Linked DNA regions of Homo sapiens: region 1 is linked to region 2. Evidence: chromatin contacts called from ENCODE Hi-C or POLR2A ChIA-PET data. All regions are on one chromosome and are shown on one strand. The core of a region is the stretch at or near the end of the contact, and the rest is flanking DNA. Distances in the headings are between cores, read along the strand shown.

Region 1 (5,373 bases), core at 2,243-4,742, 78 kb before region 2:
AACTCCGTATGTATTTTTGGTTGAAATTACTTGCTTCTTTATTTGCAGGTGTTCCGAATGATCCTTTCCTCTCCCTTTCCTTTTTTATGTGGGTTATTGGGAAAGAGATACTGAATATACATTTGGGAACTTAGCGGGAGGTCAGTTACTTTTGGATAGATAATATCCATATTTAGATAAGATACTCATGATTGCTTTCCTTCTGTTAAGTTTTCCCAATTATCTAGAATTGGCATGCATTTTAGATGTTAAGTTAGGTAGAGAGAAAATAGTGGTTTACAAAAGTTGATCTATGACCCGAGAAACCCCCTAGATATTGAGATTCCCTCACAGGTGTAGGAAAAGTCTTCAGAGCTACTAATTATCCTTCCATGCATGTTGGTATTATTACATATCTCAAATTCATACTTTTCCTATTTGATTTTTTTTTTTTGAGAGAGTTTGCTCTGTCGCCCAGGCTGGAGTGCAGTGCCATGATCTCAGCTCACTGTAACCTCCGCCTCCCAGTTTCAAGCAATTCTCGTGCCTTAGCCTCAGAGTAGCTGTGATTACAGGTGCATGTCACCATGCCCAGCTAATTTTTGTATTTTTAGTAGCGATGGGGTTTCATCATGTTGGCCAGTCTGGTCTTGAACTCCTGGCCTCAAATGATCCGCCTGCCTCGACCTCCTGAAGTGCTGGGATTACAGGCGTGAGCCACCTCACCTGGCCTTAAAAGCTATATTTCTTAAGAATATTTTGATGGTCCTTCTCCTCAGCTCTAAATGTCATTTGAAATGTAACAAAATCCTATATTGCTGGTTTTAATCTGTCTTCTGCTTTTCATTTTTCATTTTAAAACCTAAGTATTTTGAGAGAATAGTAAAGAGTTGATCAAATAAATGGGAAAAATGCATTCAGTATAGCTATGTTTTTAAGAGTTCTTTGCATTTAATTCATTAGAAACTTAGCATTTTTAGTTTAAAAACAGATCACTTTTAAAAAATTCCCATTTGTGATGAAGTCGGGTGGACGGCCCACCAGCCTGAGCAGTTCGTGCCTAAGCGCAAGTGCCCGTCTATTCCGTGGGGGCTGCCTGTGCCCAGGCACACACGCTGCAGACAGCCCCTCACAGTTCAGCTGCCTGTTGAGTCTCTGGCTTTCTGGGCTGTTACTTTGGTTTTTTAAATTTCATTTTGTTAATTCCTGAAGTATGGGTCTTACTTGGCTTCTTTTCCTTTTTTCTCTGGATCTGTCCTGGAGACCAGAGCTGTGTTCTACATCCCTGAGGCCCTCACCTAATTCATAGGTTCTGGTGACTTTGTTTATGTTACAGAGAAGAACATAAAGAAAAGACAGGCTTTCAGTCTTTCTAAATTCTTGGAAGAATTGCCCTGATGATTGCCCAGGAAGTGTCTATGCTGTCTGCTTTGTTGGCTTTGAGTTTGAAGGATTTTGAGGGCTTTTTTAAGGAAGATTCATGATCTTAGACCAGAACTTTCTCTGCTCTTTTTCTGGCAATTCAAACTAATTGATGTTAAAACAATATTTATTTTTAATACTACAAATGCATATGTTTTTATTCTTAAAAATTCATAAAACACTGGTAAAGTAGAAGTTATTTATCCTTGACCTGGCTTTCATCCAACCAAAGGGAAAGACTGTTAGCAATCTGGATGTATCTTTCCAGACCCTTTAACTTCTGCATAGTTTCCATCATGTGGATTATTATCACCTTTGACACCTTTTTGTCATTGTTGTTCCGTGCCATTATAATTCCTTTCCCTTTGCTTCCTGGTTTCCCCTCTTTTCCTTCCTCTTTCAGTGGGAACTTGAGAAGAACAGCAGGTAGCTGTGTGAATTTCACTGTTAGTCTTGGGTTAGGACTTGGCCGTGTTCTTCATCGGACACAAACCATCTTGTCTGTGCTCTAACACTGCTCTTTTTCGCCGTGGGCACTTAGTCCATCCTAGTGTCAGACTTTGCATAATGAGTTACAAATGCAAGAGCTGGCAGAAATTTTCAACATCACTTCTTGAAATCATCACACTGTAATTGCTACAGTAAATTTTATTTTGGCATTTTTTTTGTTTCTTATGACTAAAGACTTCCTCTTGACTAACACCCACGTTACTTGGTTTTGCCTGACTTGCTTACCTTGTTTATCTTTCTCATCACCTTTTTCCACACCCACCTTCTTAGCATCTTTTTCTTTTACTTTCCTTCTCTTAATTTTTAAAAGATAAAACACTTTTCCCCAACAGTTAAAATAGAAATGGTTTAGCCCTAACTACATAGTAACTAACACTTAAGTATTTGTAGGATTTCATTTTGTATTTCATATCCATTGTCTCACTTGATCCTCCTCGAAACCTTGCGGTGCAGGCATGGCAGTGTTGTCCTCATTTTCCATGCTGGCCATCTCTCTCCTCTGATTGGTTTGTTTTCTTTTCTTTTTTCCTTTCCTTTCCTTTCCTTTTTCTTTTCTTCCCTTCTTTCCCTTCTTTTCTTTCCTTTCTTCCTTCCTTCCTTTCTTTTCTTCCTTTCTTTCTTTTTTTTTTTGGGCAGAATCTCACTCTGTCGCCCCAGGCTGGAGTGCAGTGGTGCTATCTTGGCTGACTATAACCTCCGCCTCCTGGGTTCAAGCAGTTTTGCCTCAGCCTCCCTAGTAGCTGGGATTACAGTTGCAGGCCACGATGCCCGGCTAATTTTTGTGTTTTTAGTAGAGTCGGAGTTTCACCATGTTGGTCAGGCTGGTCTTAAACTCCTGACCTCAAGTCATCTCCACGCCTCAGCCTCCCAAAGTGCTGGTATTACAGGTGTGAGCCACTGCTCCCAGCTGTCTTCCGATTTCTTTCAATACAAGTTAAGCTGGGTACACTTCACAGATTATGAGAGATTTTTTTTTAAAGTTGATGCATAATTCAAACTTCATCTTTTCTTGCCATGTTGACATTATCTTTAAAATGTTGTAATTTTTCTTTTTTTTGGACAGGTCACTTCTTCTCCTTAGGCCTGTTTCTTCATCTATAAAATGGGATTTTTTGATAAATTGATAAGATAAATTCTCTAAGATTTTTAAGAATTTAAATTTTGTATTTGAAGTAGGCTATTTTATTTCTTTACATAGGAGTAGATGGTTGAGTTACAGCTTCAGTTTGACATTGCCAAAGTTGTTGTTCTTTAACTTTTAATACTTCGTTTTTGCTTGCTATTTTTAGGGAAAAATATTTACTTCCTTGGAGCCAGAGCATGACCTTAATGATGTTTGTCTCTACCCCAACTCAGGTATGCATTCTGTAGTGAACGTTCAGTGAGACAAATAAAAAGATGCATTCTGTAGTGAACGTTCAGTGAGACAAATAAAAAGGCTATACTTTTTTAGGTTTTAAACCCATTTTATTTCTTAAGATAGAATTTGGCTTTGTCAGCACAATTCTTGGATATTTAACTTACTTAGAAGAATTAAGAGCAGGAAGTGGTGTGGATGATTCAGAAAATGGCACTCTTAATGACTCAGTGCTCAGCCCGCCCAGCTATTAGTGGAACGTGGTAACAGCATACAGGTAGGAGGCAGGTGAAGTGCTATTTTAGTGTGCTCTTTAGCTCTTTTATGTGATTAGTAATAGTGTGTGGAAATTGAGGGTAGAGATTTGGAGAAAGCTAGATTGCCTGATAATACACAGATGGCTCATGAAGCCATAGGTTTTGTAAATTCTAAGTTGTATGCTATTCAGCAATTTACATGTTAGGTTTCAAAATTTAACAGTGCATTCAAGGCAAATCTGTGAAGAATTTCAGAGTATGGGAGAAAAATGAGAATAGTTTCTACTCTGAGGGCAGAGGTACCCAGATCATCTTGATAGAGAGAAGTAAGGCAGAGCGTGAGAACTCCTATCACATTTGTGCAAAGAGTACTTTGACAGCTTGCTGGAGAGAGAGAGCTTTTACCCTGTGACCACCGAGAGCGGAGCAGTGAGAAGATTTTGCTTTGCGTTGAGCTGGAGTGCCGAGTGAGATTTGGTTAGGTGGAGTTGGGGGGCTGAGGTGATTCTCATGGGAGAGCAGTCCAAGATGACCAAAAAGGATGGGCACAGAGGGCTCGGTTGGGGTGGGGAGGAGTGTCCTGTGCCTGAGCTGTGGTGGCTCTGGGAAGGCTGAAGTGGGAGGCAGAGAGTGGTGGGTGGTAGAGGGTTGGGCATGATGTGCTAAATGTCTTGGGCTCCGTGTGCTGTCAGAGAGGACTTGTTCCGACTGTGCTTTCAGAGGCAGGTCTACCCACTGTGCAAAGGGTAGATTGGTTTTGGACAAAAGTGCCTTGGAAGTAACTGATATTCTGAGCTGAGATGGGGAGCACAGGTGAGAGAGCAAGTTTGGAAAGATTATGGCTTCTTTTTCTAACGTGTGAGGATTAGGAGGTGACAGGACAGTGGCAGTATCTGGCACTATCTGGCTTCCCATCAAAATCATCTGCACAGCTTTAAAGGTACAGCTCCCTTGACCTTATACTAGGTGTACTCACTCATAGTGTCTATGGAAAGGGCTTAGAAATGTGTGGTTTTTTTTTTTTTTTTGAGTTGGAGTCTCGCTCTGTCACCCAGGCTGGAGCGCAGTGGCACAATCTCTGCTCATTGCAACCTCTTCTCCTGGGTTCAAGCGATTCTCATGCCTCAGCCTCCTGAGTAGATGGGACTACAGGCACGCACCACCACGCCTGGCTGATTTTTGTATTTTTAGTAGAAACGGGGTTCCGCCATGTTGGCCAGGCTGGTCTTAAACTCCTGACCTCAAGTGATCCGCCTGCCTCCACTTCCCAAAATGCTGAGATTACAGATGTGAGCCGCCGCGCCTGGCCAGAAACGTGTGTTTTTAACACACTTCCCGGTGGATTCTTAGGCGGCAAGCCCTGAACCGATCCGCAGACTTGTGCTTGGGGGGCGTGTCTGGCGTCCAGTAGAAAATGTGGTCTTGGGGTAAGCAGGTCTGTAGATAGAAAGTTTTGCGATTATCCCAGAAGTGGTGGGAATGAATGAGATTACTGATAGGGAAAGCTGGGAGTGAGATAAGAAGTGAGCAGGAGCTGGTTCATTTGGGAGAATGAGGGGGAGGAGCCAGCTGAGAAACCGGATGGGAATGGACAGAACGACAGTGCCAGGCCCCACGGTTTTTGAAGTATGGAAGAGATTCAGTGGGCACTGCTTAGCAACTACTAAGGATTACAGAAGTTGGGGCAGGAAGGAAAGAACTAAGATTGATTGCATGCTGCTGTTATCAATCTGGATGATGGATGCTGTAATACAAACTTATTTAATATTTTATAACTGTGTAGTCAGTGGTCCATGGCTTTTTTTTTTCTTTTTTCTTTCTTTCTGTTTTTTTCTTACCTCTTAAGGG
Region 2 (5,361 bases), core at 895-3,394:
TGTGGCTTGACCTGGAGGACTTAATTTGTGCTCATTCCTTTGTAAAAGGTGGACGAGTGGCCAAATTACTCACATACCTAATTTGTGTATTGTTTAAATATATCATTATATCATAAATGCCATTGACCATTATGATCAATTACAGGCTTCAGGAGTAGATTGCTCTTTGCATTTGGTCTTCAGAAATATGATTGATTTTAGTAAGAAAAGTAGCAGGCATTGAAGTGTTTGGTCCTGCCACTTAAGATATTAAATTAGTGGGTGTTTTTGCCAGCCATTGTTTTACAGTCTATCTCTGGAATATGAATAATGACTATTTGAATGCACCTAATTCTTTCCATTTATTGTGTTAAATGAATGATATTTTCTGTTTACATGTGTAAACATTTTTCTTCGCTATCAATTCTAATCAAAACTTGTTTCAAATGGTAAATTAAAACATAATTTTGATTAATGTGGCATTCTTTTGAATTTCCCATAGCAAAACCCTTGAAGATCGTTTGAAAATTGAAGCAAAAAATGGGACATTGAGTGTATCCGACACCACCGTTGGCAGCAAACAATTGACATTCACGTTAAAGAGGGTGAGTTGTCTTTTATTGTTATTTTTTAATTCACAAAAGAAAAATAGCCTTTCAATAGTGTTTGTGTGTGTGTCCTCAGAGCAGCCTTCTCAATGCTTTTCCCCTATTGAGGAAGCTGTGTTCCCTGTTCTAACATTTTCCTTGCAACCAGAGCCCCTGGTGGGCCAAGAGCACAGTGTGTGACTGCAGCAGAGCCAGGAATGTCACTGGTGTTCCAAGGGAGACAGGGAGTTAGTGGCCCTGGAGTTAGCTCTGTTGGAGATGAACCAGCCGTCTTGGTTTCTGGATTGCTCTGTAGCCTCAGGTGCGGCTTATAAAGCAAAAGTCCCATCCTGACCCTCTAAAGATGTAGGGCTACTACATCCTGACCCTCTGAGGATGTAGGGCTACCTCGCATGTATATGGACTTTGAAGAAGACCGGGAATTGGCGAGTTCTGATAACTTGTGACAGTCACACCCAGCTTGCCCAGATACTATCATTTTAGAAGACAGACTACTCTGCCCGTGGTCATTCTATTCTAAATTGATTTATAAGATCCATTTTTTTTAGCCAGTGGTAATAATACCTGTCACATTGTAGGAGGAGTAAGCTGCTTAAATATTTACTGTTAACTGGATACAGTTTTATTTCTCAAAAAATTTTTTTCTCATTCAAAGTCAGTCCTCTTCAATATAGTCACCAAATAGAACAGAATGACAAAGATTTCATCCCTTTTTTTTTCCTTAAGCAGTAGTAGGGAGATTATTCTTTTTTAAAATTGAGATATAATTCACAGACCATATGCATCCTTTTAAAGTGTACAATTCAGTGGTTCTTAGTGTATTCACTGAGTTGGGCAACCATCACACTGTGTAATTCCAGAACATTTTCATCACCCCAGAAAGAAGCCCTATACCCTTTAGCATTTACCCCCATCTTTTCATCCGCCAGCCCCTGGCAACCACTAATCTACTTCCTGTCTCCATAGCTTTGCCTGTTCCGGGCATTTCATACAAATGGAATCATTCAATGTGAAGTCTTTCATAGCTGGCTTCTTTCACTGAGCATAATGTTTTCAAGGTTTATTCATTCAGTGGTGTAGCTTGCATTGGAATTGCATTTCTTTTTATGGCTCAATAATATACCATTGTACGTATATAACACATTTTGCTATTCATTCGTTTTTTAAGGGACACGGGTTGTGTTCTTTTGGGGTAAGCGATTAATAATTGGCTGTGAAAATGAATGTATAAATTTTTGCATGAACATGTGTTTTTATTTATCTTGGGTCTATACCTAGGAGCAGAATTGCTAGTGTAGCTATTTAACTTTTTGAGAAACCTGTCAGACTGTTTTCTGACAGTGGCTGCACCATTTTACATTCCCACCAAGCAGCGTATGAGGGTTGCAGGTTTTCCACATCCACACCAAACCTGTCTCTGTCGGTCATCTTTATTATAGCCATGCTAGTGGGTGTGAGTGGTGTGTTGTTTGATTTGCAGGTCCCTAATGACTAATGAGTTGAGCATTTTATCATGTGCTTATTGGTCATTTGTGTGTCATCTCTGGAGAACTACCTCATCACATCCTGTACCCATTCATCTCTGATTTCTCTAAAATTTTCCCAACGTGCATCCAGGAGGCTTGCCAAGTAATAAAAAACTTCATTATTCTAAGTGCAAAAAGCTTTTCAGTTAATTCTGTCTGCTGAGAGCAAATTTGCCCTCTTACATTTATCACTTACGTAAGCCAAATACACATTCAGAGGGACCTCATTGTGCCTGTTCCTAATTTCTTATCAATTTTCTTTATACCTGGAAACATTCGTTGATTCCCTCTGAAACTCAAGTGATGTCAAATGGGGCAGGAGCAGCACAGCCTGGAAGGATCCCAGGTCTGCAGCACAGCCACCTCAGCTCCTGCAGAGGCCCCTCTGCTGGGTTGAGTGAGCACCTACCTTGCAGTAACATGAAAATACAAGCCTTTTCCCACTGTTTCTAAATCGGGAGGTACTGAGTTGAAGATCAGTTTAAAATTTGTAGTAAAATGAAAATAAGATGGCTCTGAAATTATATTTTTGTTTATAAAAAAAGTATTAAGAATTGCTTTAAATGGCCTCATAACTGAATCAAGCAGAGGCTTTGAAACTGTTTTGAGGACTGTGTCAATTAATGTTTGATGTGTGTGTTTCCTTACTTGACAGACATTTTAATTATTAAATCTCAGTTTTACTTGAGTTCTAGTTTACAGTAAACTTTACTTATTCGGGCAGTTGTTCATAGAAGTCTCTTTTTATACTGCAGGTTAGATATGCTCAGGTAGAATCTTGAGTTTTTCCTATGTTTGCATATGTACCTCCTAAAATTTCAATAAAATTGAAGAGAGAAAATCCATGCTTTAATGTCGTTTAAAATTGTATAGTGGCAAAACTGGGATTCAGTCACAAATCTAATTTTAAAATGCCATTTAGTACAGTTCCTCATCAAGCCTGAGACTGTTGCTGATACAAATGTGCCTGTTTGCACCTGTCCTCCTCCTCCCTCTGTGACAGGAGTGCTGGAGGCTGTGGTGAAGTAGTCGGGAAGAGGAGGCAGAAGCACCCAGGAGAAGCGCTAATGGCCCATAGATCCTATCCTCCTGAATCCGCCACATGGCGGCAAGGCCTTCCAGATGCCGCCTTGGGAGAGAGGCTAGTCATAGTCCTTTTTCTGCATGGAAATTTGTCTGCAGAACAATAGTCACTGCTTACAAGCTCCTCTTGAAGCTCCTACCTTGGTGGAGAAAGTCTGGCAGAGCTTCCCAAAATGTGTTCCAGGAGATGTAAATGGTGACTCTGGAAGATTACTTTTGCCATCAGACAGATAAGGGAAAAACCTTGGACTGATGTCCATGTTGAAGACTTATGAAGGTACCTTAACTTAGAAGCTCCAACACACACACCTTGTTTATCTGTATTTAGCACATGATTTTCCAAAATTATATGAAGAAACCCTTTTTTTTTTTTTTTTGAGACAGAGTCTCGCTCTATTGCCCAGGCTGGAGTGCAGTGGCACCATCTCTGCTCAATGCACGCTCCACCTCCCGGGTTCACGCCATTCTCCTGCCTCAGCCTCCCGAGTAGCTGGGACTACAGGCAGCTGCCACCATGCCCAGCTAATTTTTTGTATTTTTAGTAGAGACACGGTTTCACCGTGTTAGCCAGGATGATCTTGATCTCCTGACCTCATGATCTGCCCATCTCAGCCTCCCAAAGTGCTGGGATTACAGGTGTAAGCCACCACATCTGGCCTGAAGAAACCCTTTTTAAATAAACCTAAACCCTGATTAACATGAAGAATCGAAATATTGAGTAACTGGTGTTGGTTCACTTTACAGGGCTCCTGGTGGTGTCATCACTTGCTCAGCTAGGGAGTGTTAGAAGGAGTTCTGAGTTTTCCATTAACGCATGTGTATTGATGCCTGCCCTGTGCTGCATGCTAGGGACAGACATGGCTCTTGCCACCACAGTTCTCAGTCTACTGGGAGAGAGAGACAGCGGGTAAAAATTATACACCTCTAATTATATCATTAGAACTGCGGCAAGTGCTTCAAAGGAGAGCAGAGGGCTGTGAGAGTGTTTGGTAAGGGACCAAACTTTGCACAGTTTCAGTAAGCACAGGACTGAACTGACATAGTATTTCTATTTTTTTTAAATCCTTCCGGTTGCTGCATGGAGAGTTGCCTCAAGGGATATTTGAAAGGAAGCAGAGCACGAGGAAGGCAGCTCCGTGGTGGCCATGCTTAGGAGCGGCAGCAGCCTGGGCTTGGGTGGGACCCTTTGAGACGGAGCACAGTGGAGGAGTTTGGGACGCACTTCAGAAGAATACACAGGACAGGATTTACTTTGAAAAGACAGTTGAAGAATAGTAATAGTCAGAGAAGGGACTTAAGAATTATGCAGAAACCCGGTTTAAGAACTTATTAGAATGGGAGAAATGCATCCTTTTTTTTTTTTTTTTTGACATTACAAATTGCTTTCCTTCCCCGCTATTCTCTCACTTGCAACTCTTCAATTTTAGAAGAGTGGGTAATATCCACAAGAGGTGAATCCACTGGACACTTTCTCCTCAAGGGTAACACACAGATGCATGTGTTTTGTTAGGTGTGTAGAAAATACAGATCCTGGCTGGGCACGGTGGCGCACGCCTGTAATCCCAGCACTTTAGGAGGCCAAGGTGGGTGGATCACAAAGTCAAGAGATCGAGACCATCCTGGACAACATGGTGAAACCCCATCTCTACTAAAAATACAAAAATTAGCCGGGCGTGGTGGCGGGTGCCTGTAGTCCCAGCTACTCTGGAGGCTGAGGCAGGGGAATCGCTTGAATCCGGGAGGCAGAGGTTGCAGTGAGTCGAGATTGTACCATTGCACTCCAGCCTGGCAACAGAGCAAGACTCCATCTCAAAAAAAAAGAAAATACAGATCCCAGAGAAGCAGGTTCCCTGGGTGTCCATAAGACGGTGCTTTTCCGCTTTATCAACTGAGGCCCCTGACAGTGCTTTCTCAGTTTACCATGTGTGCAGTTCCACCGCTAAGAAATTTTTTTTTTTTTGAGCTTTACCTTCAGGAGTTTGTATTTTCAAAACCATCAAATGTGTTTTTAAAACCGTGTAACTCTTAACCTTTGTTGTGGATTCTGCACTGATGCTCTTCTAAGAATTTCTGCTGAAAGTAGTTAAACCATTTGGCGCCAGGGATGGGGTAGGGAGGAGTTCCAGCTCCCATGTGAGCCAATGAGCATTGAGGACAAATGTGAG

What was found. Hi-C counts contacts between places; a loop is a spot of excess contacts on that map. ChIA-PET counts read pairs that join two places held with the same protein, here RNA polymerase II (POLR2A). Pooled maps may share reads with other maps.
Region 1: a loop to region 2 is called in a map of PC-3, with 4 times the contacts of the local background. The contact joins two enhancer-like sites. A Hi-C loop is called at or near these places in 6 of 168 maps with a recorded cell type or tissue (Caco-2, Calu3, IMR-90 and 3 more) and 3 of 50 pooled maps. POLR2A ChIA-PET finds 5 or more read pairs at or near these places in 4 of 52 experiments (AG04449, HCT116, MCF 10A and 1 more).

The regions. Positions count from the first base shown.
Region 1 is chr2:10,652,375-10,657,747 of GRCh38, reverse strand. It overlaps NOL10 (nucleolar protein 10), which reads left to right. Exons shown (of 21, transcript NM_024894.4): 11 at 1-6; 12 at 3,201-3,267. Among named protein-coding and RNA genes, the nearest start is that of NOL10, 35 kb to the left of the region's middle. RefSeq lists an enhancer at 2,593-3,792. Within about 2 kb of position 3,492, at least 3 of the 41 ENCODE cell types and tissues checked have a DNase peak (open chromatin) inside an H3K27ac peak, as active enhancers do; they include PC-3 and PC-9, where a contact is called at or near this core.
Region 2 is chr2:10,572,859-10,578,219 of GRCh38, reverse strand. NOL10 (nucleolar protein 10) reads left to right here. Exons shown (of 21, transcript NM_024894.4): 20 at 482-584. Among named protein-coding and RNA genes, the nearest start is that of NOL10, 110 kb to the left of the region's middle. RefSeq lists an enhancer at 1,424-2,623. Within about 2 kb of position 2,144, at least 4 of the 41 ENCODE cell types and tissues checked have a DNase peak (open chromatin) inside an H3K27ac peak, as active enhancers do; they include PC-3 and PC-9, where a contact is called at or near this core.